Regions from separate parts of the Mus musculus genome. Here region 1 is linked to region 2. Evidence: chromatin loops called from intact Hi-C (ENCODE). Cell type or tissue: heart. All regions are shown on one strand. Links, peaks and the distances in the headings refer to the core of each region. The heading gives the core; the rest is flanking DNA.

Evidence for each region. A loop is a pair of places that touch in the nucleus more often than their neighbours do. Peaks named below come from ENCODE experiments on the same cell type or tissue, not always from the same donor. Only the 100,000 strongest peaks of a DNase experiment are listed, where the experiment ranks them.
Region 1: a loop joins it to region 2, with 2.7 times the contacts of the local background. A loop is called at or near these places in 3 of 42 quality-filtered maps.

What each region holds. Positions count from the first base shown.
Region 1 is chr9:71,636,766-71,652,944 of GRCm38, reverse strand. Cgnl1 (cingulin-like 1) reads left to right here. Exons shown (of 19, transcript NM_026599.5): 11 at 1,559-1,711; 12 at 2,553-2,723; 13 at 7,292-7,453; 14 at 11,497-11,586. Among named protein-coding and RNA genes, the nearest start is that of Myzap, 52 kb to the right of the region's middle. In heart, for the core only: CTCF peaks have their summits at 6,681 (motif pointing left), 9,148 (motif pointing left) and 10,475 (motif pointing left); a DNase peak (open chromatin) is centred at 6,554; H3K27ac peaks cover 338 bases.
Region 2 is chr9:71,702,834-71,719,012 of GRCm38, reverse strand. Cgnl1 (cingulin-like 1) reads left to right here. Exons shown (of 19, transcript NM_026599.5): 5 at 1,516-1,617; 6 at 2,457-2,605; 7 at 3,555-3,690; 8 at 13,653-13,865. Among named protein-coding and RNA genes, the nearest start is that of Gm51713, 55 kb to the left of the region's middle. In heart, for the core only: no CTCF peak of the experiment used is centred there; a DNase peak (open chromatin) is centred at 9,582; H3K4me3 peaks cover 366 bases; H3K27ac peaks cover 4,367 bases.

The DNA.
Region 1 (16,179 bases), core at 2,707-10,706, 64 kb after region 2:
CCAGGCCAGACTGAAACTCACTGAGCTCTGCCTCCTGAGCCTCCCGAGTGCTGGGATTAAAGGCATGCACCACCACTGCCAGCACTAGTATGGGTGGTGGAGGGTTTCAGGGGATGGGGGGAGGAGTAGCCACATTTTTGATATCTAGATCCTTAGAGTTTTTCCCACATGTTGGAATCAACCTCACTGATTTTAACAACTCCTCTTCTTTCTTTTCCTCCCCAACTCTAGAAAGTAAATTCCAAACAGAAACCTCAGGGTCTCACTCACTCTTGCTGCATGGCCAGCTATAGCTGTAGTGGGCTGATGGCCCTCACACTGGCATATCTTAGGGGTCTCTTGCTGTGAAGAGACACCAGGACCAAGGCCAGTCTTACAAAGACAAACATTTCATTGGGCTGGCTTGCAGTTTCAGAGTTCAGTCCATTATCACCATGGTGGGAAGCTTGGCAGCGTGCAGGCAGACGTGGTGCAGAAGGGGATTGTATGCTACACTGGGCATAGCTTAAGCATAGGAGATTCCAAAGCCTGCCCCCACAGTGACACACTACCTCCAACAAGGCCACACCTCCTGATAGTGCCACTCCCTAAGGGCCAAGCATTCAAACACATGAGTCTATGGGGGCCATACCTATTCCAACTCCCACACCTGAATATTTTTCTTTGCTCTCTTTTCCCTGACAGCTTTTGTTGGTCTTGGTTCCCTGTAGGGGCGAACTTCAGCAGCCTGGCAACGTTGGCTGCTGAAGCACACCCTGCCCTCCTGCTGTCCAAGTCCAGGAACCAGGAGACAACCCCAGATTTTCACTCCCTTGCTGTACACTTGGCAAACACACCTAGAGTATCCTCTGCAAACCCAGGGGAGCCTGGGACCACTTAGGGGTAGCTTCAAGATGCATGGGTAACCGCACGTGACAGCAGATTATAAACCGTTAAGCACTGTGTCCAAATGTCAACCATTTTTCTATGCAGCCTCTTGCAAGGACACAAGACGAGACAGGCATTAAGAGTTCCTGTGCCGGGTGGTGGCAGCGGTACATGCATTTAATCCTGGCACTTGGGAGGCAGAGGCAGGCAGATCTCTGAGTTTGAAGCCAGCTTGGTCTACAGAGTGATTTCCAAGACAGCCAGAGCTACACAGAGAAACTCTGTCTCAAGAAAAATAAATATATAAATAAATGAATTAAAAATAAATAAATAAAGTCCCTGTACTAGGCTGGAGATTGAGCTCAGCTGCTAGGGCGCTTGCCCAGTTGGTTTCGGTTGGTCTGCGAGATCGCTGTCCTGTTTTAAGGATAGACATTCAGATTGAGGAGTCTAGCCTAAACCCCACCAGCCATGTGGCTGCTCCGTGTACTCCCCCTCCCCCTCTGCTCTTATGGAGGCCGTTGGCGTTGGCTACGTCAGTTTGCCTTTTCAGTCCCTGATCCCTTGATTCCTTCCCCTTTGCCTAGAGGTGATGCGTTTCATTGTCTTTGTGGTATGAAGTTCCCCTGGCCACCTGTGGCAGAGGGTGACCAGGTCGGTGAGTGACACTGCTGAGTTTTTCCATCCGCAGAGAGAGCTGAGCCAGGTCTCCCAGGAGCAGAAGGAACTCCTGGAGAAACTCCGGGACGAGGCGGAGCAGAAGGAGCAGCTGCGAAAGCTGAAGAACGAGATGGAGAGCGAGCGGTGGCACCTGGACAAGACCATCGAGAAGCTGCAGAAGGAGGTGAGAGGGCAGGCAGCTGAGCAAAGGCAGGTGGGCCCGGGAGAGCCCAGCGCTTCCTCCTGCAAAGGCTCAGGAAACCCATCATCCCCCAAGCACAGATGCACTTGGATGGTGCCGAGACCCTGCAGCCATTCCCTGGACTCAGCGAAAACTCCAGATGCAAGAAACTTAGCTAAAAACATCAACACCAAACCCCTCAGGGCCCTGGGCACCTGGTCACTTGCTAACAATAAACAGAGCTGGCCTGGTGTAGACACACGCTTAACCAATGGTCCTTAAGCTTGAGTTGAGGCCTCTGGGCAGAGTCTGCATAGTCACGTCTCTCTGACATTCAGGAGTTCCAAAGGCAGTTCCTAAACTCTGACACTTCTGCCCCTCAGCTCACACTCTCAGGGAAAGGCACACACTGATGCTGCCGGGCTCCCTACCTTCTAGAAGTGCACACCGGAGGCTGCCATTTTCTGATACCTCCCCTGGGCCAGGCATTTTGCTAGTGACTTCTTCAGCTCTAACTAGAGTTCTCTCTGGGTTTTGTCTTAACTCTGGCAACCCCTCTGGAAGGTGGATGGGATTCATTGTTTCTAAAAGGGCAGGGCCAAGGTCCTCAGTGGCTAAGGCTACAGCTCAACCATGCACCGGTTAGGGAAGAGCAAAGTTCCGATCTCAGGGCTGTGTACCCAGCCCCTAGTCACTCTTCCATGCTGTCCCCAAGGCAGGGTTAAGCCAGACCCCACAGCCCAGACCTGGTGCTTGGCAGGGATGATTGGAGATGCTTTCCATGTCGGAATGGACTCCAGATGGAGCATGGCAGGGTCCCCTCATACCACGCCGCTTCCTCTAGATGGCCGACATTGCTGAGGCCTCCCGCACATCCTCTTTGGAGCTGCAGAAGCAGCTGGGCGAGTATAAGGAGAAGAACCGCCGGGAGCTTGCGGAAATGCAGACACAACTGAAGGAGAAATGCCTGGAAGTGGAAAAGGCCAGACTGGCAGCCTCGAAGATGCAGGATGAGGTAACGCCTACCTGCCGGGAAATCCTCTCCTTTATCTCTTCTGAGAGTCAGTCCTCCAGCTTGCTTTGCAAGGCTTCTGTTGAGGGGGCTGGGACAGGGGAATGCTTAAGGAAGCTTTGGGGCTTGTTTTGTCTCTGTTCTCTAGTGATTATATGTAGGTAGCATCCTAAGAGGCAAAACTCCCACTGACACACAAGCGAAACAGGAACAGCTTTAACTGGGCCACGTTCTGGTTCGGTCCAAAGTTTTCTGCTTGAAAAGTTGAATCACCTTTTATGAGCAATGACATTGTGTCGATCTGTGTCCAAACATGTCATTCGCCTCCGTGCCTTCTATCATCCCTAGAACAAGATGGCAGGAAGTGATGAGGTTTTTTTTTTTTTAACAACTTTTTCTTTTTAAGATGACTAGGTTATTTTAACAGCCATTTTGTTTGGTTGGTTATGTGTGTATGCATGTTTCCACATGAGTGTGTCTGTTTGCATCCACGTATGTGCTGGTGCCCACGGAGAACAAAAGAGGTTGTTGATTTTTTGGAAGAGGAGTTGCAGGTGTTTGTGGGCTCCCTGATGTAGGGGCTGGGATCCAAACTCTGGCCCTCACGATTGAGAAGCAAAGGCTCTCAAGTCAAGAGCCATCTCTGCAGTCCTGACAATGGTCTCTTGACTTCTATTGGGTTAGATAAGAATCCGATAGCCATTGTAAAATAAACTAAGGACTGGGCATGTGGCTTTGTGGGGTCTAGCCTTGGTTCAGTCTCAGGAGTTTACGAATACTGACATAATTAAAACGTATTATTTTTGTTTTTTTATTATTTATCATTGCGGGCGTGTGATGTGTGTATGTGAAGATGTAAGTGAATGCGTGGAGCTCAGGGGATAACTCTGTGGAGTTGGTTTCTCTTCCCTTTCCGAGGGTTTGGGGCTCAAGCTGAGATTGTCAGGCTGGCGCGGCAAGCACCTTACCTGCTGAGCCTGCTTGGCTGCCCTAAGACACACTCTTGGCTTTATACTTAAGAATAATAGAGAAAAGAAATGCAGTGATTGCATTCTTGAGCTAGGAAGAGAAAAGTTAATGGGGACGTTGGGTGTTGGAGGCTGGGAAGCTCCATGACTACCCATTTCTGTCTGTCTGTCTGTCTGTCTGTCTGTCTGTCTGTTGTCTCCCGTGTCAGTTCTGCCCCATGCTCCCAAGTGCTAGGATCATAGGCGTGCACCCTCACTCCTGGCTGTGAGTCTAGCCTGTGCCAACTGACGGCAAGCAAGCGGTCTCAGCAGTCTCAGCATCGCCTTCTGCAAACCATTAGTAGCTTAATGCTAAACACGATAATGCAATGGTATAGTGGAGGCACCTAGGTTCTGGACATCGATACACACTGCAGTGCTCTTTCTTTCTTAACTCCACACCCCACCCCAGCCTCCAGTGCGAAGAGCCCACAGATTCCGCAGGAAAACAAGTTTTAAGGAAAACAAAAAAGAACCAAACTTTTAATTTCTTTGATGATCAAAGGAAGGTTTTCCCCTGAGTCAGTGCTGAACCCATCAAAGAACAATGGGTATTTATTACAGATTTCCAGAACAGTTCTGAGAGAGCCCTGATAACGCATCCCCTATGCCCCAGGGTTATGTGATACAGGGTTCCAAGAAAACAGACTCTGGCACGCTGACATCACCGCTCTCTTTGCTGTGAAAAGAATATTCTTTTCATTTTTAGAGCAGACGGATGGAAGGGCTCAGACATTTGCCAGAACACATCAAATACCTGGTCTGTTTTAACTTCAAAAGGCCACTGTGTCACTGTGACCCTAAACAGGGATCCACATGGCTATTTGTATAAACATTTTGAGGCTGGACACTTCAGTGGAGAAGGAAGCATGAAGATCCTCTTCACAGATAAGGAAGCAGATGCGGTAGGGCCAGACGCTACCATTCTGCCTGTGGTGTGAGACACCCGGGTCAGGTGAGGGTGGCCTTTGACCTTTAGGAGGTAAGGCTTAGAGTTCGTCTTTAGTTCATTTACTTAATCCTGCTAACAACTTAAAGGTGGTACTGACAGGTTAAAAAGGTATTTGCTTACTGGCATTTTTATTAGTAGATAAAATAATTTATACGACAATTTATTATCGTATTAACAAATTATCTGCTAATTTATTAGCAGGTTGATTCATTTATACGGTAGTGGGTCTCGTTACGACATCTCACATGTGGATCTCCTGTCTCTTGATCCTGTTCACCTCAGCACCCTCTCTGGTCTCCTCACTCCTGCTGATCCCCTTTGCCCATCTGGCCCTCCCACTTTCCCGTTGGTGTTGGTCCCTGTCACGTTAAGGTTGCTCTTAGGAGCCTGGACAACTCAACAGCAGCTACACCACTGAAGAAAAGCTGTTGTTCTCTCCATGAACAACAATTAGCTGACTTTTAAATCCTCAGGGAGGGGCGGGGCCGTGTGAGCTCCTCCAGCTCTGTGATGGAAGGTTGGTCGCTCAGTCTCGTCCCAGCTGCTTAGTGCAACGACTGCGCCTTGCTGTGACAGTGCTCCAAAGCATGGCACCCCTTCCCTGTCTCATCCATTTTTTCTGTCTCTTCTGTGATACCCCTGGGATGGGGTAAGACAGGTGTCCCCTTTAGGGCTTTCTGTCTTGCTTATTATTATCTGAGAGCAAGTTACTCTTGGACACTCTGTGGGGAACATTCCTTACCTCAAATGCTTGGTGCTAGGAGTATTTCTGATCTCAGAGATCTTGAAGTTATTTGTGGAGATTTTTACTTGTTTGCCATTTCCAATCTCAAAATCCACAATGCAGAATGTTTTAGCTTTGGATTCGGAGTCAAATGCTCCAAAGTTTTGTCTTTTTTTTAAGGATTTATTTTATGAATATAATTATTTTTCCTACATGTATATTCTTGCACCACATGTGAGCCTGGTACCTAGAGATGCCAGGAGGAGGGAGGCATCGGATCTCCTGGAACTGGAGTCACTGATGGTTGTGAGCTGCCGTGTGGGTACCAGGAGCCAAACTCATGGTTTTAACCACTGATCAGTTTCTCTCCAGCCCTGCATTTTGGGCTTTGGAACTGGGGGTGATCAGGCGTGCTAACTGTTCTCTCTGAGTTACTGAGTGCTCTTGGGAGGGCACTTAAAGGTGTTAGGAGATGGATCCCCAGCCCCTGCTAAGTGGAGGTGGTGGCAGGGGGTAAAGGAAGAGAAAGAGGAAGAGGAAGAGGAGGAGGAGGAGGAGGAGTTGGTGGTGGTGGTGGTGGTGGTAGCAGTATGGTAGGTATTAGGAGAGGTGTGCATGGTGTTTCAGAGGATGCCAAGAAGGAAATTGTTTATTTGATTAGCATTCTTTGTGATCACTAATTTTGGGTAGCATCTAATTCTCAGATAAAGTACATTTTAACATTTTCCCTATGTTGCAATGGGGACATTGACACTCAGAGAAACGTAGTGTTTCTCTGCAGTGAGTGGTGTATCAGGTCCAGAGAGCACCCCATTTTGTGCTCTCTGTGGATGACTGCCCTGTGCTCTCTCTGTTTCACTCACCATTGATGCCCAAACCAGACCAGGGCCTGTGTCTAGAAGTCATTTTCTCCCAAGTGGGACTGTGCTAGAAGTGGCTGGGGCTCCCCATTGTACTGGAAACGAGCATCTTCATCTCCGTCAGAATGCAGTGCTGGACTGGGGTCTTCTTATGCTAGCCTGATCCTTCAGAGCTTCCCCGGCTTTTCTGTGGACTCCCGCAAGGAATAAACCTCTGTGGTGTTCCGTTGTTAGCTCTGTGTCTACTCCAGGAGGGTTTGACATTGGCAACCAAAGAGCTAGGGTTGAGCCTCATTGAATCAGCAAGCCAGGTTGATTTTGGCATTTCCCTTGCTAGTGTCATGGCCTGGCTCCTGAGACTCAAACTGTTGTTGTACATTCTTCAAAACTATTATATGAGCGCCACCTTGTGGATGAAAAGAGCACTGTCGTTATGGGTGACCATTTTTTTCTACACAGCAATGGTTGTTACCAAATGAGTATGATTTTGTTCTTGGATTTTGTGCCTGCAGTTGCTTAGAGATCATTAATTTAGTTTTTATTTTAAAACGTTAAACCTCTCTTAAGACAGTGCTGATACAAGAACGCTTAGCTACTTAAGTGACTGTCAAGTGGCTTTGACCACAGCCCACCTAATGACACGTCCATCCATCCAAATATGTTAATATATAATACAAAAACACCACAGTGCTTGTTCATACTTTATTGTGTGTGTTCTATGTAGTTAAAATACTAGTCCACACCTAATCAATTGACTTTATAACCCAACAGTGTACTTCTTACAAAGGAAAACCACTCTTTTTATAACATGGGAAATTGAAGTCTAGAGAGAGGTGGGGTTTGCCCCTCTTTGCTTTGGGATGGGCCTGTGCGCTCTGTTTTCTGGCCTCCTTGAGCAAGACATGCACATGGTATGCAAACCTGTATGCAGGCATGTGTTCTCTATCATTGCCAGAGCTATCCAATATCATTTCAATTCCTTGCCATTCCCACTGCCCAAGGGACCTTCACACACGCTCTCCTTCTAGTTACGCCTCAAGGAGGAAGAGTTGCAGGACTACCAGCGAGCTGAGGAGGAGGCGCTCACAAAACGGCAGCTTCTGGAGCAGTCGCTGAAGGACCTGGAGTATGAGCTGGAGGCCAAGAGCCACCTCAAGGATGACCGCAGCCGACTCATCAAGCAGATGGAGGTGTGTGGGTACCCGGGCTGGAGCCAGGCTGAGGGCACCTAGGGGGCGGGAGCCAGGCTGTGGGCACCTAGGGGTTGGGAGCCAGGCTGTGGGTACCCGGGCTGGAGCCAGGCTGAGGGCACCTAGGGGGCGGGAGCCAGGCTGTGGGTACCCGGACTGGAGCCAGGCTGAGGAGAACACGTCTGGGCCACCAGGGGGATATAGGAAGCCTTGGGCTTTCACTCTTTCTAGCTTGATGTAATCAAGACCCTTTCTTTGGAGTGGGGGGCAGCTTATCATGTTGTAGAGAGTTACGCAGGAAGGAATTGATCTGTGATTTAGCCTAATGGCTTCATTGCTTTGAAGAGGATATAAGTTATTCCCCAAAGAAATTAGCTGATGGTGTTGTGTCCCTTAAGTAATGGTTCCCCTACAAAGGCTCCAAGACTGCCAACTGTCCAGTCAGGTTCCACACTGTGCCGTAGACCCCAAACCACCCTGCACATCGGGGACCACTGACCAAACCACAGAGTCCAGTCTCATTCCTGGCCCATCTTCCTGAGTGTGTATGTATCATTGCCAGAGTTATCAGCAAACTGTGGTCCAATTCATTGCCATTTCCCAGTCCCAAGATAGTCTGTCTGCAACTGCCCAAAGCAGTTACCAGCTGGGGGTGAGTATTTACAAGCCTAATACTCAACACTTGAGAGAAACCCACACAAAGAAATACCAGGACTTCTGAGATGACAGGAAAACCTGAATTGCTAAAGAGGAATAATTTGTGAGAGTGGAATGACCCTAAACCAGAAACACACATGTGTTCTGCTCTCCAGTGGAATTCAGAGAGTAACAGAGAGACTGAGTTTGATAAAAGACGGGCCTGGTGCTCAAGGCCAGCAAAGAAGGCTTAAACTCAAAAATCAATGAATTCCTCATTCAGCTTTGTATATAAGCAGAAATAGCTTTTAAAACCTCCAGGGTGCTTTGCAGTTTGTATCTAGGAGTGAAGTTTGAACTGGTGGAGATTTTATGAGATAGGCCTCTCTCAGACCAGAGAAAACTGATGGCAGTTTTATTGCTTTGTTTATGGGGTTGCCATATTTTTTTAGTATCTTACTCCTGATCTCTTTAGGGAGTCATTTTTGGATAAGCTAAGGTCAACCTAGTTAACTAGAAATGGATCATTCTAGGGCCTAAACAACCTGGTCAAAGGCAACTGGATGAGCTACGGAGATGGCTCATTGTAAAATATATGCCGTATAAGCCTGAGGACCTCTGTTCAGACCCCTAGTGCACATGCAAAACAGAGATCATGCCAGTGGGCATCTGTAATCACAGTGCCAGAGAGGCAGAGATAGGAGGGTCCCTGGGGCTGGCCAGGTCGTTCCTAGACAGAGAGTGAGTGAGGAAGACACCAGGTATGCGCACGCGCGTGCGTGCGCGCGCGCGCGCGCACACACACACACACACACACAAACGTCAAGTGGAAACCAATCAAGTAGCAAACAAAGACCCTTGGTATGATAGGCCCTGGCTTAGACCTCAGATATTGTCTGGACAGTATGGATTGGGAGCAGGAAAAAGAGCCTAAGTGATTTGGGGCTCAGCAGTTAAGAGCACACAATACTCTTACAGAGGACCCAAGTTCAGTTCTACCCCGTGGCCAGTTCAGAGTTTCCTGCAACTCCAACTCCAGGAGATCCAATGAGCGCCCTCTTCTGGCCTCTGCTGACACCTGCACTCACACGCACATTCCCTCACCCAGATGACTAAAAAGAAAGAAATGGATCTTTAAAGATAAGTGATTTGGGGCTGGAGAAATGGCTCAGTGGTTAAGAACACCGACTGCTCTTCCTAAGGTCCAGAGTTCAAATCCCAGCAACCACATGGTGGCTCACAACCACCTGTAATGAGATCTGACGCCCTCTTCTGGTGCATCTGAAGACAGCTACAGTGTACTCACATATAATAAAATAAAAATAAAAAAAAAAAAAGATAAGTGATTTGAGCTGAAATCAGATTGAGTTGTCAGATTATCTCCTTTGAGGCCAGAATATTCAGACTAACAAGTTATTTCCTTTGGGTCACTGAAGGTCTTGAAGTAGTGGTGCAGCCAAACACCACTGCAGGCGGTGTTTCTGCACTTTTGTTCTTCAGTTCTGGCCTCGGGGCTCCTGCCATCATGGAAGGCATCTGAGAGGTGTTGCTCTCAGAGGTGGCAGGGCCGTACGACTTGTGCCTTTTCCATTCCTTCACTGAGACGTAGCTAATGCTCAGGTCTCAGGCGCTCCCCACAGGAACAGTTTCTGTAAATTCAGCTGCAGGTGGTTGAAGTTCTGTAGATATTTTGCAATTTCTGAGTATTCTGCATGGATGGGCAACTTCAAACAGCAGCTGGCCATGCCCTGAGTAGTTTCTGGGACTTTCTACTCCTAAGGGAGAGCTTTTGGGTTTCTTTAGTTTTTTTGTTGTTTGTTTAGATTTATTATGTATATAGCATTCTGCCTGCGTGTATGTCTGCAGGCCAGAAGAGGGCACCAGGTCTCACTATAGGTGGTTTGAACTGGGGACCTCTGGAAGAACAGTGCTCTTAACCTCTGAGCCATCTCTCCAGCCCTCTTACTGTGTATATGTGCATGTGTGTGGAGGATGGAAGACACTTTGTAGAGTCAGCTCTCCATTTTCACATGGGTCCTGGAGTCTGAACTCTAGCCTCCGTCTTCACAATAAGTATATTTACCTGGTCAGCCATCTCAGTGGTCCTCCCGGGAGGCTTTGCTCACCACTTGATATAGCCGTTCGTTCACAGACAGTTCATCAGTCACACAAAGAGCTTCGTTTCTGTTGTTTACAAAGCTACCCATGGTTGTCAGTCAATTCTGGCAATTCGTAGTTTATACTTACACACAGGTCTTGGTTTTAAAAAGCATCTGTCAGGGCGAGAGAGATGGCTCAGTGGTTAGGAATGAGCTGCTGCTCTTCCAGAGATCCATAGGGTGGCATACCTGTAACTCCAGTCCAAGGAAATCTGCCGCCCTCTTCTGGCTTCCATAGGCACTGCACACATGTGGTGCACAGACATGCATGCAGACAAAACACTTGCATACATAACATAAAACAGAATGAAAACATTGTTTTAGAAATACACATTTCATGACCAGGTTTACCCAGACCTATGAAAAATCTACTGGAGGCAGAAGAAACCCAGGCTCAAGTCCCCCCAGCACTCTGAGTGGAGGAACCTCTTTCTCATTCATAAAACTACTTGGAAGTGCTTCTCTCTAAACTTCCAGTGACATTTAATAGAGTCCAGAGGGACAGGCTGTCACTACTCTGTGATGGTGAATTTACCAGAATTGGCCCCCACTGTCCTGTGCAATCCAGTGTGGACTTGCGGGTGTCCACTGCTGAGTTCATGGGCACTGTAGAGAGGAGGCAGGTCAATAGCATGTGTCTGCGCTCACAGGAGTGAGCCCTTGAGTCTGAGGTATTTGTAGACATGTCCAGGATGGCTTCCCACCCTATATGTTGACTTTAGTAGGGGCCGGTTTAAGACATGTCCTAACATATCCTTAGTGGGTTTGTTTTGTTCATCAGGGCTTAGGGTAGCGCTTTTCTCCTTTAGTTTATTTTCTGCATGCCCAGTTATACCACAAAAGCAACAAAACATGTTTTTAAAATACCTGCTTTGGACACTATAAGAAATGATACGTATAAAGGCTGGGGGTGTCGCTCAGCTAGTAGAGCACTGGCCTAGCAAGCGTGAAGCTCTGGGTTCAATCTCAAACACTGAAGACACCGGCTCGATCTTGTGACTCCAGCACTTGGGAAGTGCAGGAAGATCAGAGGTTCAAGGTGACCGTGGACTACATAGCAGGTTTGAGGCTACTCTGGGGTATGTGAGACCCTTTAGGAAGAAGGAAAGGGAAGGAGAGAGGAAAAGAGATAGATGCCTTATGTTCCCAAGCTCTAACAATACTCAGCTCTCATTTGCTCTTGGGGTTTCTGTCCATGAAACGCAGGTCAGTCTAACTTAAGTAACGGTTCGTGGTTTCCTTTCTCAGGACAAGGTGTCCCAATTGGAGATTGAATTGGAAGAAGAAAGAACCAACGCTGACTTGCTGTCGGAGAGGATCACGTGGAGCAGGGAACAGGTACGAGGGGGTGGTCGGAGGTTGAGTGTGTGCGTGGTACTGTGGGGAAAGGAAGCATGCGAGGCTGAGGACTCAGAGCAAGGAGGAGACAGTCTTCCTCACGGAGCACAAGGAGAGATTCTGTAGTCTTTGCCATTGTAAGCCACTGGGAGGGAAGGGATCAGAAACATGAGGGAATTTCCTAGAGCGGAGGCAGGAAACGATGTGTTAGCTGCAGTAGGCCAAGAGCTTAGCGTCATCTTTTCAACTCAGGGTGACTAGGCTGGAGGTTTGGGGCTGAAGGGTTGTCATCACTAGGCTGGCAGTCCCTGATCAGAGGGGAAGATGAAGGTCACTGGCTCCTTTGCCACTCCTGCTTCTGATGTACACAGGTTTCCTTGGGAAGTGAGAGCAGGGACTTTAAGCCAGGCTACTGGGCTCTGGTTCTGTGTTGGTTCCCAAGCTGTACTTGTGGTGGGGTAGCATTCAGAAGCCCAGGGAGCAGAGGTTTAGAGAGAGATTTTCCAGAACGCCAGGACACAGATGGACAGCTCAACCTTGACATTGGCTCTCCAAAGTTCTTACTGTGTTTTCTAAGTTCTCTTACTGGACTCAGAGCTGTTTTGTTAGGGGTTCCTGCCAGGTTGGCTAAGCAGCTGTGTTACTCCAGGGCATTCCAAGGTCTGCTAAGCATGCATAATGAGAGAAATGCCGGTGGATTTGTTTTGTCCATGTTCCCTGTGATATAAGCACAGTGGGAGAAATGGTAAGAACTGTCACTTTATTAATAGTCCAGGCAGTTAAAACCAGTTTCCAGTTCCATCACGTATACACAAGAGAAAACACAGCCATGCTGAACCAGAACACAGTACCTCCACTGGGTCAGCCACTGGCCCAGAACTGTGGGGTATCTGGTCCCACAGTGCCTTTGGCCTTTTCCTCTCTCTGAGCATTCATTCGAGTCATGGGATGCAACTGCTTGCCTCAGTGGTCAATGCTGAAAATTTTCCACTGAGCCAAACACTTGAGGTTCACGCTGGAGGAGATAAAGACTCTGGACTGGGGGCTGCTGTGAAGGGCACTCACAGGCAGTCCCAGGCCTGCTCCTCAGTTGCCTCCCATGGAACTCTGGGAAATTCCCAGAATAATTAAGTCTGGAGATGTAGCTCAGTTTGTAGGGTACCTGCCCATCACACACAGAGTCCTGGGTTCAATCCCCGGCACTGCATAAACTGGCATGGTACTGCATGGCTGTGATCCTAAGAAGTGAAGGCAAGAGGATCAGAAGTTCAAGGCCATCCACCCTTGGCCAAATAGTGAGTTCTAGGCCAGCCTGAGACCCTTTCCCACAAATAAACAAAAGCTATTTATGTAGAAGGGTTTGAAGGTGTCCCCTCTCCCAACCTGCCACCACTAGCTCTATTATCCATTATTCATTATCTATTAGCCATTGTCATATTGCCATTTCTGGGAGGTAGAGAAATGAAAGTAGGTACATGCTTGCTGTAAATGGAGAAAATGAAAATCAAGTTCAAATTGATATAGAAACTGATGAGAAACAAAACCAAAGTTCCAAGATTGACTGATGCTGCTTCTACTTCCTTCCTTCCTTCCTTCCTTCTTTCCTTCCTTCCTTCCTTCCTTCCTTCCTTCCTTCCTTCCTTCCTTCCTTCCTTCCTTGGTTTTTGGTGATAGGTCTTGCTATGAAGCCCAACTAGCCTCAACCTCTCTATCCTCCTGCCTCAGCCTCTGAGTGCTGGGGTTACAGGTGTGTGCTACTACAGCTGGTGAGTGACCCCTGTAGATGGAGATCTCTGACCTCTTCAGGCCCTCGATGCCTCCTGATTAGAGAGAGATATTTGAGGGGAAAGTCCCACTTCACCAACAATCCTTTATCTCAAAGTCTGACTTTCTGCCTTTAAAATTAAAGGGCATGTAGAGAGGGCTTTGGGGACAGACAGACAGGCCCTGGTCAGTGGGAACTGTCCAAGGCCATGTACCTATGGCACCCTGTCAGATCACAGCAAGAAGAGGGACTCTTAGAAGCTGAACCCCTTTCTCCTCTCATCAGTTTTCACCAACTGACACCCTAACAAAGGCGGAGACTAAAGGACAGAAAGCGGCACAGGTCACCTTGAATCCTATGAACCGTGGACTCCCAGTGAGTGCAGCTGGGCACTGAGAAGAGAAAGCACGGGGAAAGAATTTAAAACAAAAACAGAAACAGCTCTTGCTTTCTTTTAAAAGTTAAAGTTTTCTGTTCTCTGTTTAAGACTGGGCATTTCTAAGTTCTGAGTCCTTGCTTCTCCCCATGTATCCAGTCTTTCCCCTCGTCCCAGCGTTATGTCTTAGGTAAGCAGGCCAAACAGAAGGGTCCTAGCAATCTTAGCCAAAGGCTAAGCCCTCTGACAGGATCTTGGGTCTGGCAAGGATGTCAAGGTTAAATCTGCAGAATTGTGTAATGGATGAAAGATTTGAGACCCAGAGCCATGAAGGACTTTAAGCAGAGTCCTGTGGCAGGTAGTTCTAGAGGCTTAGGCTTCCCCTTCCCAAAGATGGTGTTTTAGCTACCAGAGCCTGGAAGATATAGCAAATATGACTTTGTGCATGGCAGAGTGGTAAAGCTTCAGAATTCCATCGTGATGTTAGGCCAGCATAAGGAGAGGATCTAGATTTAACAAGTAGAAAACTAACAATAAAATGCGCAGGTGCTAAGTACCAAGAGCAGGACTCCCGCCCAGGAGGGAAAGGCCACACTGGGCCTTAGAGGGAAGGGCTCTTAGAGGAATCTTGGCCCAGTGTCGGCTTTGAAGAAAAAGATGCGACAGAGTGGGTGTGGCATCTGAGCCAGAGCAGATTGGCTGGTAAGCACCGGATGCTGAGAAGCAATGAATGTTCACACACTCTGGCTTCCATGAGCAAAGCAGAGGGGCCAGGATTGGAGGGGACGACTAAGGCTCTGAATGGCTGTGTCCTGACTGCGTGGGGAGCCGTGGGAGGTTATTCAGCAGAACAAGGAAGCGTATGCAGTGTTCTAGATGGTCAATCTAAGAAAGTGCTGGGGTAAAGAGGCAAGGCCCAGCAGACCTTCACTGTGCTCCTCAGAGAACATTCTGTTCTGTGCCCCCGGCTTCTCTCGTTATTCTTGTGTTTATTCAATACGTGCTAGCCCCGTATTTACTTTCTGAGTCTCAGGGATTTTCTTCCATACATAATCAGGATAGTAGATAAATTCAGAGAATTCTAATCAAGATAAATGTTTTTTTTTTTTTACACTGCCTTTCAAACATGTCTGATGTTGAGAAAAAATAGATTTGACTTGGCCTTATGCCATATTTATAAAAGGTGAGGAGTGTCTTGTCTATTTTCTCATACACAGAACAGAAAACTTGTAAGCTGAAGGAAGATTCACTGAGGTACTGTTTTATTGGCTTTGGGTCTCTTTAAATCCCGGGAAAACCTTTTTACCTTTCTTTCTACAAAAACTTTGTTTCTCTGCTAGAGCCAGTAGGACAGACCTTGCTTCTCAGGTGGCTGAGGCAGGAGGATTATAATTTCACGGCCTCCAGAGATGGTGCTGGAGGCCCCGGGTTCAATTCCCAGTGCCATGAAAACAAACTAAACATTTCAGTCCATGCCTACTGCCAACTACACTGAGGATTTTCCAAGTGCTGGCCCCTTGCATGCTTTCTTGGCCACTTTTGGGGCTTGGAAGGTACAGTCATGACCTACAGTTGTATAGCTTGTAAGTGGTAGGGTCACATTATGACCCTACACATACATTATATTCTAAAGATCTTCAAGTTAAGAATAGTGTTATATGGGTAGGGGATGTGGCTCAGTTAGCAGAGTGATTGCTTAGTGTGCACAGAGCCCTGAATGCATTCCCCAGCACCTCATAATATGGATATAGTGGCATACACTTGTCCTCCCTGCATGGATGAGAGGCGAGGGCAAGAAGAGTTCATGGCCATCCTTGGTTCATCATCATTATTATTACTATTATTAACACTTACAATACACAGGGCTGCATTTACCTTTGCCTCTTCTGACTCTTAGCATGTGTAAAGGGGTCAGAAAGAGGGCTAGCCTGAGTTTGAAACATGCTGGGTAGGCTGGTATCTTGGCTCAGTGGGCATCCCTGTGCATACCACTGCTGGTAGCTGAATGCGCACAGCAGGGTTGGGCTTGCCCACAGGCAGCCCCCTCAGCCTTGAGAGCCAGGGTGATAACAGCATGGTGGTAAGTTGACTCATCCCACCCAGACAGCTGGCAGCTGACAGGGGGCAAATACTGACTTCAAACTTTGGGAAGCTTCACCATCTTTCCAGGGACTAGCAAGCCTGCCTTGTTGCCTTGGAAACTGCCAGACAGATCCCAGGGGGTAAAGCTTGAGGCATGAACAGTTACTTTCAGAAACTGCTCCTTTGTGGCTGGCTCACACCTGCTCCTCTGTACCTGGGGACATAGGAACCAGTAATTGAGACTCTAAATAGCCCCTTTTCAGGAGGAAAGTGACAGACCAGAGTGGGGCTTCCTCTTTCAGCTAAAGTGACTAAAGCTCAGAACTGCCTCTTAGTGTGTGAGCTACTCAAAGCCCACTGTGTAAGCCGG
Region 2 (16,179 bases), core at 4,675-12,674:
TTTCGGGTTATCTTCCCCTCTGTTGTGCTTCTCTATGATTGGTCAGTTTTTTTTCCTGCTTCTTTAAACGTCTGGGATTTTCTAATTGCATGCTGGGTAGTAGATGGCAGCTTACACATGTCTCAGATGGTCCTATCTGCCACCAAAGGGCGATGAACTTTTTAGGCTTTGCTGAGGGTGGGTCTTGTTAGGTTTTACCTTCACTCCTATGGCATGACCTATAGTCCCTTCTCAGATGTCAAGTGAATGCCAAGACGTTAACCAGGCTTTGTCTATTTTGGCTGAGCTGGACTCCGTTGTCTCCGCAGCTCAGCATAACCTGAGGTGGTCGGTTGGCTTCTTTATCTCTTAGACCTTTTTTTCTGATGAACTTTTGGAATCTTGCCTTGTTTGCAATATAGTTTAGGAATCATCTAAGAAACCAAAAAGGTGTGTTTTTTAAAGTAGCCTTTTCTGTGGTGTTCTTACTTCTCTAATACCCTTATCCCAAGATTGATCTTTTGCTTATAATGTCTAATTTCTTTGATGCTTCTTAACTCAATGTGAGTTGCACAATCCTTTTGATTGGACTCGTTTTCCTCTTGAATTAAAGTAATAAATTATTCTCGTTGGTTGGTTTTATTTTGTGGCAATGGGGATTGAGCACGGGGCCTCAGGTATGCTAGGCAATTATATGTACTGCTGGGTTACATCCCCAGCCTTGTAAACTTGGTGTATTTTAACCTCGAAGTGGACTGAGTAGAAAGGACAGGAATTTCCCTTGCCCTGTTGTGATCCTCTGGTACACTTGTAAGCATGGGTAGATATTAGCACACATGATTATTATTTAAATCCCGCAGTTCACCCTGGGATTTGCTCTTGGTGGTGTATATTATATTGGAGAGAGAGAGAGAGTGTGTGCGTGTGTGTGTGGGTGTGTGTATGTGTGTGTACTTGTTCATGTGTGTGCACATACATGCAGAGGTCAGAGGTCGACATTGGAAGCTTTCTTCCACCTGGATTTTTTTTTCTCTCTCTCAAATCCCATCACTGGGAAGGCAGAGACAGAAAGACACCAAGGCTCACCCTAACCTATTTAGCTAGCCCCAGGCCAGTGAGAGACTATGGTTTGTTTGTTTGTTTGTTTGTTTGTTTTTAAAAGGTGCTTCAGAAACCACAGCTAAGGTTGTCCTTGGGTTTTCACAAGCACACACAAGCAGGAAGACGCATGTTCTACATTTAGTACCTTAATAGTTCATAACATGTCTGAAAGATGTCCAGTAAATCTACCCCTTCCCCAAGTGTGAGTCATGCTGGAAATCTGTGAAATAGTCCCTTGGACTGCGGTGAAAGGGTTAAAATCAGCTCTGAGGGGGCATCACAGTCAACTTTGGGGAGGGTTCTGAGAAGCCTGATGGAGTCTTAGGACGGTCAGGGCTGTCTCACGCATTCTACCCCCGTGTTATCGTGGGGGAGGAGAACTAAAGAAAAGCATCTCACGCATGTAACCGAGGATATCTTTGCAATTAATTGTAGGCTCCGAATTCTCCCTCTGAAGGCAACAGTCTATTGGATCAGAAGAACAAATTGATCCTAGAAGTGTCTGAACTACAGCAGCAACTGCAACTGGAGATGAAGGTAGCTGGCTTTTATATTTTTTCCCATTTCTGCCTTGGTAGCTAAAGGTTTGTTTTTTGTTTTGTTGTTGTTGTTTTGTTTGTTTTTGGTTTTTTGTTTTTTAAACACATTGAGGTGTCCAGGTGAGGTGAAAGTCATTTTCACCCGCTGAAAGAAGCATTCCTCTCATCCCAGAGCACATTCCTTTGGATCTGGTGGCTGCTGGCCCAAGAATTTTTTAAAGCAACAGCGCATACGGACACTGTTTGCTTTGAGCAAGTGAAATCCTGTTAGAGACAGGCAGTCTGATAGGAAACTTGTACTGTTCTTACATAAAGCATTTAAACTTAAGTGACGGAAACAGCAAAACGAGGTCTAGCTAGCTGTGTTTTGTTTTTATTTTAAAACTGTTCAATTCACTAAGTATGAATATTTCATATTCTTTCTGGAACTACTAAACCTTAACTCCATGGTTTGATTAAGTTGTTTAATAATGAAGGAACAAGGGTATGGATCCCATTAGTGCTCACAAGTGGGCTTCTGCGCTGGGGATGCATCTCATTGGGTAAAGTCCTTGCTTGGCACACATAAAACCCTGGTTTCCAGCCCCCGCGCCTCATAACCCAGGTCTGGTAGTGCGCCCCTGAACTCCCAGCACTTTCGAGGTGAAGGCAAAACGATCAAGAGTTCAAGATCAACCTTGACTACCTAGCCAGTTTGCTGTAAGCCTGGGCTATGAGAGACCCTGCCACAGACAGACAGACAGACAGACAGACAGACAGACCATGGAGATGTGGGTGGTGGTGTTTCAGTACCGATAGACAACAGAGATATTTTAAAATCACTCTGACTCCTGTTAGAACCAACAGAACATCAAGGAGGAGCGAGAAAGAATGAGAGAGGATTTAGAAGAGCTGCGAGTCCGGCACCAGAGCCAAGTGGAGGAGACGGCCACCCTGCAGAGACGGCTGGAGGAAAGTGAAGGCGAGCTGAGGAAGAGCTTGGAAGAGTGAGTGTCCGGCTGGAGCCCTGCCCCTTCCTGCCTTCTCAAGTCACGTGTTGCTAGAACCTTCTGTCCTTGTCACACCTCCCAGCCTTCTGAGTGTCAACACCACTCACCTCTTTTTCCTTTTTTCCCTCTTACAAAATTGTGCAGCTGGCTGTATAAGCAGGGAGGTTAATGACTAAATCCCGTTGTGTACCTCGAGTGTGCCTTATAAAGCTTCAGCCCCAACAGGGGATCTTCCGGCAGGCAGGCGAGTAAGAAGCGTGGGCTCTGAGAGGTGATCTGTGGTGACTGAGGTTTCTACTGGGAACCTTGAGTATGATAACTAAGAACTAAGGTTTCCAGAAGCCTAGGCCTAGCCTCCAAAATGAGCTAGCCTATAGGGCTTACAGTCTCTCCCAGTGTGAGCACTTTCTCCAGAACGGGCTGGTCTCTGTGAGACATCCTCACACTTATGCTCAGCCTGTGGAGAGGGTAAGTTGCTCCAAGGCTCTGCCATATTATCCTGTGAAACTCAGTGGCAAGAACTCTAAAATCGAGGTCTGGTTTCCTTTCTGGAAACAGCTTTGCAAACACACCCAAGAGATGTGCTTTCTAATCTCCTAGGTGCTCCTCGGTTTAATCAAGTTGACCACATTGACCATGAACTTGATGGTTCTCCTGCTTTATAGTACTGGATGGTTCTCCATGGGTTTTGACATTTCTTCATTTTCTGTGTCCTGATTCTAGTACGTCATGGTCTCTTTCTAGTAGAAAATGTCCCCGCAAGTCTGTCCCATTTTGTTTGTTTTGAGTTCTTATCTGACATCTTGGCCGACTTAGACTGTAGTCCTAAGGAAGCTTCTTGGGGCTACAGGTGACCATGTGATAGCCTGAAAGCCTGTGGTTAGACTAGGTGAAGGCTGAGGATCCCAGGAGCCTCTCTGACAGACCTCCTGTTGTCCCCTGCCAGGCTGTTCCAAGTGAAGATGGAGCGTGAACAGCACCAGACTGAGATCAGAGACCTGCAGGACCAGCTGTCGGAAATGCATGATGAGCTAGACAGCACCAAGCGATCCGAGGACAGGGAGAAGGGAGCCCTGATTGAGGTAAGGGAACTGTGGGCCAGGTGTCACTCTACCTGCTTTGAAGGGTGGGATTTCATGGGCTGGATGCTGTAAGCCATCTTCTCTTGTGTGCATTCGATCCACTGGTTTCTACATTTAGATTCTGTGAGGCCATCACTGTCTTAGGGAAACTTGCAACCGCACGGAAAAGTAGGAAGAGTGATATATTAAAGGCTGAGGAGTTGACTATCGCTAAAGGGTTGGCTGGGCAACCACGAGGACCTGAGATCAACCCCCAGAAACTATGTAACACCTTAACTGGACAGTTAATGCTAGTGTGGGTAGAAGAGATGGACAGATCTCTGAGCTGTGCTGGCCGGCCAGCCTAGCCTATTCTGTGAGCTCCTAGCCCAGAGGCCCTGTGTCAGAAAACAAGGTGACCCTGAGGAATGAGGTCAGAGGTGACTTCTGGCTACACCCTTCCCACCCCACAGGTATACACACTCATGTCCACACTCACTTATCACTCACACACATATAAACAGCCTTCCATACTCATAGATGTTCTCACACACATAAATGCACACTCTTCCACACTCATAGATGTTCTCACATACATGCTCACACATACACTCACACTCTCTTACACACTAACAGATGCTCTCATAGACACACACTCACATGCTCACACTCATAGCATATACTCACACATAGAGAACAGTACATTAGCACTCATCAGTTCTCAAAACAGACCAAGGAGTTGTCAATGTTTCAAATTAATTGTTCTGCTCACCTATTCATCTTTGAAGTAAATTACAGATAAGATTATATTTGACTCTTTTTAGAATCTACCAAACTTACTCCCGTAGTTCCAATACCATTATGGTAACTAATGTGTGTATGGCTTCTGTAGTAAGGGAATGGAGTCTGAATACCCAACCTTTGTTATCTCTGAATCTATTTAACAGTTGACTTAGTGAGTTCAGGGCCAGCCTGGGGTACATCAGCCCCTCCCTGAAACAGTTTTCCCTAAGGATAAATTCCCAGCGATGATGTCAGTGGAGAACTTATGCATTTTGGTGGCACTTCACCTCAGAGCCCAGAGGACAGAGGACAGACGCTCCTGTGCCCTGTGCTGACATGCCCTGGCTCCAGCCACCTCCGTTCTCTTCCTCCACTCCATCTTGCTCGTCTTTTGCCTGTCTCCCTTCAGCACAGCCAAGTACTGACTATCATCCTTGCTTCCTGAATTTCATTTGCAGCATGCTTCTGAATGACAAAGCAAAAGAAGAGTTTTCATGATTACTTTCAAGTGTTTCCATAGTTTTCTAAAATGAAGGAACTCTTAGATGAACTGCATGCTACTGTACTTGGGTGTTACTTTGAGCTAGGGTCTCATGTGGCCTTAAACTCACTGGGTACCTGAGGATGACCTTGGTTTCTGATCTTCTTGCCTCCACCTCTCAAGTGCAGGGATTGCGGGCGGGTACCGCCACCCCCACTTTATGCTGTGTTGAGGACTGAGCCCCTGGCTTCAATGCATGCTAGACAAGCCCTCTAGCAGCTGAGCCTCACTCCGAGCCCACGTCTTTAACTCCTATGCACACCCCCTCTGACGATGCTGAGCTTGATTTAATGATGGCTTTGTAGGCCCATTTGTTTTGGTCGGGATTGAGGACAGGGACTCTGGCTTTGGTGATGTGTGCTCAGGCCACAGCTGGAATGGGAACAGAGCACATCTCGACTTAAACGTTGTCCTGTAGTTGGGTTCCTAGCTGTCTGTCACACTCCTGACAAGACCTGTGCTGTCTGCAGGAGGGAGGTGGAGAAGTTGTTAGTATCTGTGTCTTGCGTGTTTGCCTTATTGTTCTCCTCTGACTTTTCAGCGACTTTTAAAATACGGTCTACAGTTTCCATAAAGAAGATCCCATATCCTAGTCACTTTCAATTTATTCTTTGTATCTTAATAAGAAGTAGACTGGAGAAATGTGATAACAGATTAGATGTGGGGCCAAGTTTTCCATGGCTTTTGACTGAGAACAGACCCTTAAGCACAATGAGTATGGAATCCACAGTGAGAACTGACTGAAAACTGTTGAGGCCTGGATGCTTGGTGAGCCTGTGTGGCAGCCCAGAGGTTTCATGGAACCTCTCTCCTTTCTTGCTATGGCACTGGAGGCTGGAGCCAAGTCCCTGTGCGCGATAGGCACATGCTGTGCCACTGGCTTCACCCCAGCCCAGAAATTCATCACTTTTTCTTAAATAGTATCAGGCAGGCTTCTACATGGAATCTGTAAAATAACATTGGTGGAGGAGGGGAGGGCAGCAGGAAATAGTCGGACATAGTGATGTGTGCCTTTGAGATAGAGGCACACACTTGGGAGATAGAGGCAGGTAGACTTTTATGAGTTAGAGGGTAGCCTGCCCTACAGAGTGAATTTCCAGAATAGTCAGAGCTACACAGTGAGACTTTGTCTCCAAAACAACAACAAAACAAAACAAACAAAAAACAAAAAAACAAACCAAAAAATCAAAAAAACCAAAAAAACTTCAAACAGTTTAAAGGAAAGCATAGTAGAGATGCTGTTTTGTTAGGCTAAGAGCTGATGAATAGGACACACACACACACACACACACACACAATAAAATATTTAAAATATAACTAGATCTATTGTTTGTAGAATTCCTAGGACTGTAAAGTTTTTCTTTCTTTCTTTCTTTCTTTCTTTCTTTCTTTCTTTCTTTCTTTCTTTCTTTTTTTTTTAAGTCAGGGTCTCTTTCCTGTAGTTCAACCTGGACTCAAATTTCCTAACTCATTACATAGCCAAGGTTGGCCTTGAACCCCTGATCTTCCTGCCCCTACCTTCTACATTTGAAGATTGTAGGGGTGCACCACTCTGCCTGTATTTGTTTTTGTTTATTTATTTTCATTTTTTAAAAACGTGAGACTGAGACTAGAAGCCAGCGTCTCATGCACAAAAGGCAAGAGTTCTGCCAAATGAACTACATCCTCGGCTCCCAGGAACTATGTGGGCTGGCTGGCTTTTAATTAAAAGGACTTTTAAAATTGTGTGTGCATGTGTGTGTGTGTGTGTGTGTGTGTGTGTGTGTGTGTGTACATGTACAAGTGCTCATGTGTGGGGGTCAAAAGATAACTTTTAGAAGTTGGTTCTCTCCTTCCACCTTGTGAGTCTCAGGGATTGAACTCAGACCACCAAACTTGGCGGCAAGCACCTCCACTTGCTGAGCCGGCCCATTGGCCCATGAGACCCATTTCTTAGCTGGAATACAAAAACAATCTTAGAACTAGTGTTTGGCCCTTTTTCTGTCCATTCAAGTGGCCTCAAGTCTAACATGCAACACCTGTCCAGGGGGTTTTCTGGTGGACAGATGTCATTGATGAGTCTGCAGAGCTGAGAGGTGGCCCTGTCCCATAGAGGCTGCTGTGTCTTGCTCCTGGCCTTCCGGGCCTTCAGCGTCTCTGAAATGCTCAGCTCCAAAACCTTGGAGAGAGTTGGAGCCTGGGCACTCCTAAAATAAACATACACTGTGATTCGTCTAACATTACCTGGATTCTAATACAAGTGGCTGAGCAATGCCGTGGCTCTCTCCAGCCACCTTGCACTTTCTAGGCCATTGGTTAAAGCAGTGGCTCTCCACCTTCCTAAAGCCGTGACCTTTAATACCGCTCCTCATGTTGTAGTGACCACCCCCCCATTATAAGATTATTTTCATTGCTACTTCATAACTGTAATTTGCTACTGTTATGAATTGTAATGTAAATATAGGATACAGGATGTTTGATATGTGACCCCTGTAAAAAGATTGTTCAAAGGGGTCATGACCCACAGAACTTGTCAGAACCAGAAAAAAAAAAATGACCGAATTCTGTTAGACTCCTACAATACAAAACCTTCTTCTACCCCAGCAATGGGCATGGGCCAGGCGTAGTTTTTTTCATTTTGGCTCACAGGACTGCGGTGGATGTGGGATGCAGTTCTCTGTGGTCAGGGCTTGCAGCTGGGGGTGGGGGGACATCCCAGTGCTCGTCTCTCAGCAGCCTGCTGTTAGGATCACTGCTACAGCAGATAGCAGCTTCCTACAGGATGCACTTCCTTTGTCTCCAGCTTCTTCCTTCCTGCGGTTTTAGGTCGTGGCTGAGTTTCTTTGCTTTAGTTTCAAGAGATGAAATCCCCCAGAGTCCCTTACCCGCAGTGCACCTTTCCAGCCTTTTCCAGCAGACAGCACTCTGTTGTACTGCTTGCATCTAACACTTAGGCCACACACAGTGTCAGTGTTCAGCTTTCTGGGTGGTTTGTGGTCAGGTCTGTGGTCACTCCATGGGGAAAAGAAGGCACTAGGTCCTGTCCAGGCCACGCCCTCTGCTCTAATGTTTATCAGCTGTGTGACCTGGGCATGATTGAGACAGATAGACAGGCAGCCATACAGCGAGAGCGATCGATCGATCGAGCAAGCGAGCAAGAGAGAGAGAGAGGCAGGAAGATATGAGAGACAGAGAAACAGATTGAATGAATGTGCGTGCATGCGTGTGTGTGTGTGTGTGTGTGTCTGTGTGTGCCTGTGTGTCTGTGTGTGTGTGAGTATACATGTGGGTTCAAGAGGAAAACCTCATTTCTCAAATGTCAGCCCTACCTTGATATCTGAGACAAATCTCAAAAGTTGCCAAGCAGGCCAACTAGGTTACCTATCTCTATCTCTGAAGCTGGGATTGAATACGCCTGCCACTCAGCCTGACTTCTTCTTCTTCTTCGTCTTCGTCTTCGTCTTCGTCTTTCTTCCTTCTTCCTTCTTTCCTTCTTCCTTCTTTCCTTCTTTCCTCTTTCCTCCTCCTCCTCCTCCTCCTTCTTCATCTTCATCTTCGTCTTCTTCTTCTTTTGTGGTTTTTCAAGACAGGGTTTCTCTGTAGCCCTGGCTGTCCTGGAACTCACTTTGTAGACCAGGTTGGCCTGGAACTCAGAAATCCACCTGCCTCTGCCTCCCAAGTGCTAGGATTAAAGGTATGTGCCACCATGCCCGGCTCTTTTTCTTCTTTTTTAAAGCAAGTACATTATTCTGGGGATTGAACTAGCGCCCTGAGCCGGCTCCCCATCCCCAGATGTGTGATGTCAGAGGATGAGTGTTAGCATCTCAGAGCTCCTGGCTTTCTACCTTTTGATCTTGATCTCTTTGAATAGTCTTTTTTAAAATTATTATTATTTTTAGAAATAATATTATTCTCATGCAATCAAGTGCCAGCTTTTTTAGATCTTCCCTTACTTGCCCTCCATATACACTAAATTTTTTGTTTTGTTTTGTTTATTTAAATTGCGTTTCTTTATTTTTATGGATGTGGGTATGGGCATGCCCTTGTCTTTGCCTGTGGTGTGGAGGTTAGAGGACAGCTTGTGGGAGGGAGTCAGTTCTCTGCTTCTAGCACTGAGTGCTGAGGGTCAGACTCTGCCCGGACTCGGAAGCTAGCACCTTTACCTGCTAAGCCATCTCACAGGCCCCACGGTAGGTGTGAAATGGCTGGTTCCTTGTCACATGGCCCCTCTTGACTGCATGAAGGTTTAGAAATTAGTGATTCTAAGTAGCCAGATTTCCCCTTGATTTCCTTGACTGTAGTCTCTAGAGAGGTACATTTCTCTCTACTGGATGCTTGTTTATAGTTTAAGTTTCTCCTAGTTACCACTTTCCTCTTTATTTGATATAATTAAGATTTCATGCATTGAAGTGAAGTTTTGGAAACTGTATGTGCCTATTGGTCTTCCTGCTGGAAACTACTGTGTGATATGGCAAGGTGTAATCTGATTGGATCCGTGCAGCATGGTCCACTTAAGTGACAACCGCAGATAACACCCAGTCTGTGTAGAATGGACTGCAAATTCTTGGTCTTCAACAGGCCTTGGCGGCAGCACAAACATAGATACGCCCCGCCCGAGATAAGGGTGGAAGAGGAACTGCTCTATCTAAGAACAACTGAAAAACGTGTGAGAGTAAAAGCAGGAAGGGGTGACTCTGAAGTTGCTGGCTGTAGGCGCCATCAAGTCTTAGAGAGATCGCCAGTGGCAACAGTGATGGGCGAGTTCCGCTTTTCAAAGAGAGATAGGTAGGGATAGCCAGGTGGCCCCTCATTCAGTGTTAGGATGAGGAATTCTCAGGTCTTAGGGATGGGTCTCTAGGTTGCATCAAAGCTCATCCTTGCCTGCTGGCAGGGCTAGAGCTCGGTCTGTGCTCTGGTCTCCCAACCCGCTTATCCAAAAGCAGCAGGTCTCAACCCTTTCACAGGGGGTCACAGATCAGATATCCTGCATACCAGATAATTACATTGCGACTGATTACAGCAAGCTTCCAGCTATGAAGTAGCAATGAAATAATTTTACTTCACCACATCATGAGAAATAAGGGTCACAGCATTAGGAAGACTGAGAACCACTGCTCCGGAGTAAAGGAGACTTCGCCTCCCAGTTGTTTTTAAATGAAAACTCATTCCTTTATATGCAAACCAGAAAAATACCTTAGGGTCAAAGATCTGGCTCAGTGGGTAAGGGTGCTTGCCTGGTAAGCCTGGCAACCTTAGGTCATGGAATGAATTTAAAGATGGAAGGAGAGGGCGATTCTACAAACTGCCCTCTGTAGCATGGCCACAGTACCTCTCTGACATACCACACGCACACAAACATATTCACACAAACACATGTATATCACATACACTCACACATACATCACACGTATATTACACACATCCAGACATATACATACATATATATCACACATCACATGTATATCACACATATATATCACACATACATCACACACATCACATGTAAATCATACATATATATCACACATACATCACTCACATACACATACACTGATACACATCTCATGCATCTCACACAAAGACAGTGATACAATTAATTTAAAAAATTGATACGACGACGATTTCTCCTCCCTTCACAGTGATATACCTCTCCGAATGGCAAGTAGCCTGTCCTCTCAGAGATCTTGGGGGCTCAGTGGCAGCTACTGCTCTGAGTCCCCAGGAGCTCAGGAGAAGAAACAGGGTATGTTTTTAGTCAGAAGGTAGGGAAGGGAGAAGTGAGAGAAAGAATCCTGGCCTCTTGAGACTCCAGCTGTTTGGGACAGGGTGACTCATTCACACCAGGAACAGACAGTGCTGCTGGTCGCTCTTGATCCAGCCACAACTGTCAAATAGCAGATCTCTATCTTCCCGGAAGCTTCTCTCTCTCACTACGGATTTAAGAGAGATGAGCACAGGCTGGGCATGTAGCTCATTTGGTAGAGTGCTTGCTTAACAGGCAATAAACCCGGGCTTCAATCCCCGCCACTGTATAAAACGGGTGTGCTGGCACATGCCTTTAATTCCAGTACCCAGGAGGCTGAGTCAGGAGGATCGGATGATGTTCAAGGTTTTGAGGCCAGCCTGGGATACATGAAACTTTGTCTGAAATAAATAAACTAAACAACCACAAAAGACAATGCACAATACACAGGTTGTGGGGTTAAGAGTGCAAACTAAGCCAGGCATGGTGGTGCACACCTTTAATCCCAGCACTTGGGAGGCAGAGGCAGGTGGATTTCTGAGTTCAAGGACAGCCTGGTCTACAAAGTGAGTTCCAGGACAGCCAGGGCTATACAGAGAAACCCTGTCTCAAAAAAACAAAACAAAACAAAACAAAACAAAAAAACAAAAACAAAGAGTGCAAACTGTGTCAGAGGAAGGGTGGAGGACTGTTCTAGAAGGGGATTGTGGGAAGACTTCTCAGAGGAGCCACATTGCTTCTTCAAAGAGTTTCCAAAAGGCAGAGGGACTGGGGCTGGGAGGAGAGGAGGTGGCAGCTCAGAGCCTGCCTCTGTGAGGCTGGCTGTGCCAATAGGTGGGTGCTCCAGCAAAGGGGATGAGGGGCTAAACTGCACAGAGGAGAGGAAGGGTCTAGATGTTGCAGAACTGACTTGATGCCTGTGAAGAACAGGGTGAGAGAACTCACAGTCACTGCCCTGCTCCTGCACTCGGGTGCTCCACAAACTGGTGGTCAAGGGGAGGAAGCAGAGACGGAGGGAGGCTCCTGCTAGATTCTCCTAAACTATAATCTTATTCCGAGGTTTGTGTGGACCAGGTGAAGCTCATGGCTGGCTGATTATCAGAGAGGTGGTGCAGGGAAAAGAGAGAGGCAATTTAAAACAACAGCAACAACAGTAGCAGCAGCAGCAACAACAACTATTGGGGGGAAAAGTCAAGGAGCTTGCTAAAGGAAAGGAAAGCAAACAAAACTGCACTCTTAGGGATATCTTGAGAGAGAAGCCAGACATGATCCTAGGGAGAAAGTGGCTGCCGGGAAGGAGTGTGCTGTCCTGTGCTTTCCAGAGAGAGGGGACTCTTAAGGATACAGGGGGAGGCTCCAACAGGAGTCCAGAGCATGGTACTAGGGAAGGACCAGGGAGATGAGGAGGTGTGATGGTTGTCAATGTGACAAACTTGGAATGACCTGGGAAAAGTCTCAATTGAGGAATCATGTCCAATCCCGTGGGCATGTGTGTGTGTGTGTGTGGGGGGGAGATTAAGCTTTGCTTGTTTTTTAATTAAGGTGGGGAGCTCTACCGTGGATGTGGGCAGCACTGTTTCATGGGCTGGGGGCTCTGAATTGTATGACCAAGAAAGTTAACTGAGAAAGCAGGCAAGCTGGCAGAAGGAAGGGAGGACCCTCTGTGACCTTGTCTTGGTAGGGGAGCCACAAAAGCCACAAAGCAGGTGATTAAGGAGTTGCGTGAAATGGTAAACAATCACACTTTGAGAAGTTTGGTGATGAAGGTGCCAGGTAGGCAAGAGTTGAGGAAATGGCAAGGAACCAGGGCTGAAAACGTGGGGCAGTGGACAGCTCTTCAGTGGGGTGCTTCAGGTGGAGGGGAGGCTTGGTGCCCAGTGAGGGGCTGAGGTGCCAGAGTCTGGGGCATCCAGGACAAAAGAAGGCGGAGCCTCTGGCAGAACATCCCTGGGCTTGAAGAATGTGGTTTGAAGCTGAACCTTTTGGCTTCAGTTTTGTGTCTCTTTGGGAGCTCTTGAGAATGAGAGAGGGAAACATGTGAAAGCTGTGCTCTACCCAGGCAAGGAAGATAGGAAAAGCTGTCCTGAGCACTAGGAGCAGGGATAGGCTCGGACCACGTGCAGCAACCTGAGAATGGGCAGCAGATGAGGCAGTGACCAAGCTCAGCCCTAGGGCAACAGTCCTGCATAAGGGCTATAGCAGGGATACTGAGCTGTGGGACAGATGCGAAATGAGTTACAAAGTCACATACGTCAGGCTGGGGATTCTCATTGGGTAGACTCCTTGTCTAGCATGTGCAAGGCCTGGGGCTTAACCCCCAGCACCACATCAGCCAGTTGTGGTGGTGCATGACTGTAATCCAGCAATCGGAAGATGGAGGAAGCAGGGGCCCCATGTCAGGGTCACCTTAGCTATGGAGCAAATCTGAGGCCAGCCTAGGCTACATGAGAACCTATCAAAACAAGAAACAAAATTCTCCCGAAGCAATGACAGTGAACTCAGTCATGCTAACTCTCAAAGAAGCTAAGACACAGGGGCTGGAGAGATGACTCAGTAGTTAAGAACACTGGCTGCTCTTCCAAAGGACCTGGGATCAATTCCCAGTACCCACACGGCGGTTCACAACTGTCTATAACTCCAGTTCCAAGGAAACTGAATCTTATACTATCACACAGACATACATTCAGACAAAACACGAAGGCACATACAATAAAAGGCAATCATTAAGAAAACAGAAAGAAACTGAGACTTAAGCTGCAAGGTAATGGTGGCTCTGAGAATTGTAAACTGTCCCCAGATCTGTGTGGTCTGGGAAGGAGAGCGTGGACAGGACAGGGTAGGTGGCCATACACCTGGTGGTCAATCTGGAGGGGCAATGCTGGCTACTGGCAAGATACCTGTCCTTCAGCTCTGCAATTGTCCTCCCTGTCCCCCCAGGAGCTCCTGCAAGCCAAGCAGGACCTTCAAGATCTGCTCATTGCCAAAGAGGAACAGGAAGATCTCTTGAGGAAGCGGGAGCGGGAGCTGACTGCCTTGAAGGGCGCCTTGAAGGAGGAGGTTTCCAGCCATGACCAGGAGATGGATAAGCTGAAGGAACAGTACGATGCTGAGCTGCAGGCCCTCAGGGAGAGTGTGGAGGAGGCAACCAAGGTGAGCCCACTACCCACAGAGGGTGCCAAGATGCAGCCAGATGAGAGGTTATGCCCACTCTCCCAGGCCAACTCCCCTAGGCTTTGTCACACCATGGCGATGAGCTCGTTGACAAGGGACACGTTGATGACTGAGCTCCTGTACTTTTTGAGTCTATCAGCTCAAGCGTCAATAAAGACTAAATGCTTTTTAAGGTGAGGTTTTAAGGCGTTGAATGGACTCAGCTTCTGCAGGCTTTGTGGAGTAGAAAGCTGTCCTCAAGCCCCAAGCCCTAACACACTGTGTGACTGTGCTCCTGCGCAGAATGGCGGATAGGACCTGGAGTTCTGGAACCCTTTGTCCCATCTCAGCTGCTTCCTCTGGGTTTTGCTCAGTGTTCCGTTAGATAATTCATGTCCTTTTCTCAGCGGAGTTGGAAGAGGGCTAATTGGCCAAATTGCCCCAACTCTTCCAAGATAAGTTTTCCCTTTAATTGAATTCTTGGCTCTTACGAATGGGTTGTAAATTGTGTGGAAGTCTTTTGGTGCAGAGTGCACGTTGGCCGTTGAAGGGGAAATGCTTTGAAAAAGTACTATGCTGTCTTTAGGGATAGAGAACTACAGAGTGTACATTTTTTAGTGCCTGAAACAAAGGGTCAAAGTTCTGGGGAGAGGACTCTTCATACCGTTCGGTCTGCAGGGATGACGGTGGCAGTTCCTCACCCCAACCCTGCTAAGCCCCGTGGTGGTTCACTGATTCTCAATGATGTCATGATAATTACTAATGACAAGAAGTGAAAGATAAGTTTGCTTGTTATTACAACAGGGAAGTCTGGGAAACTGCCTGCTTTGGGTTAGTATAACTCAGAGATACTTAAAAGGGCCTCTTGTTGGTTTGCCCTCCTGCCCTTGTGATTTGATTTTAATTTGAAGGGGACAGGTAGAACTGACTTAGTTGTCCCTTGAAGGCAAATGTCTGGGTTTTTTTTGTTGTTGTTGTTGTTTTGTTTTGTTTCTGTATCTTTGTATCTCGGCAACAGCCCAGTATCCCTGCTATCGATCTTCACATTCTCTTACTTTAACAGCTATAGGCTCAAGTGATTAGCCTTTGGAGCACACCATTGCTTTATCACCCTTAGGGCCTGCAGCAATACACAAGTTTAATGTGGAATATGCTGGGAGACCCATTTGGGGGTACTAGAGAGCAGTGTTTGTAGTTGTTGGACCAGAAGACAAATCAAACTTGTACCATGTGTAGAATGGAAACTCTTTAGTTGGAAGCTTCTGGGTCTGCTGGCATAGATGTGTAAGCGGGGAAGGGAAAGGCGGCAGGTGAGAGAACACGTCTTTGTTGTATGGAGTTGATTCAATACCCAGGGTATTGAATTGTGACTTTTCTGCTCATAGAGTACTTGTTTAAAAACCACTAATTCAGGAGTAATTAGGAGGAGAGATGAGTCTGCAGCTTAGAATACTTGTTCTTTTACAGGATCTGAGTTTAATTCCCCGCACACATATCTATGGCCCACAATCATCTGTAACTCCATCTCCAGGAAACCCAGTGCCACCTGTGACCCCCACAGGCATCTAGTGTGTGCTCCGTGCACATAGATACTTGAAGACAACATTCATACACACAAAATAAAACAGTAATTTCCAGTTGGTATTTGCCTGGCACACCACCATCCCAGACTGAAATTCAAGATTGTTTACATGGCAGGCAACAGAAGTGCCCTGGGGAAACCATTGTTAACCTCCTCATTTCTCTGCCCGTGAGGAATGACTGCCTCCCTCCCTCCCACTCCCTCGGCCTCCCCAGTATCCTCTCACCTGTGAACTGCCCATGCTCCCTCTGTGTCCCTGTCCCCATCCCGTTCTCCTACTCACAGATACACACCTAGGAGTCACTCACAACTTTGGGTTTCGACTGAACCTTGGGTTCCCATCATGCCCTGCTGTTTTGGACGTTCTCTTAGGTTGGCATCTTAAGCACGGGGGTGTTTTTATCTAGACCTTTTCTTTGTGGCGAGTTGGGAAGTGACAAACTCAAGCGCTTCTGAGGCCAAACAGGAAGCACCAATGAACGGAGCTGTTAATATAGTGATGGTGACAGTTGGGGCTGATGTGGAATGTGACAGGTTTCAGTGTGTGCTGTCTGCTCTGGCCGCCAGCTGCTTCTTTGGGTGTGTGCTGGGACATAATTTCCACTCCTCTCTCCCCTCTTCAGCTTGTCCTGAGTTTCCCTGACCATCCCCTCTTGAATTCAAGACTTCTCATTCTATACTTATTATTGTTATATAATGTTGTTATTATAATTATATATTATCTATAGCATA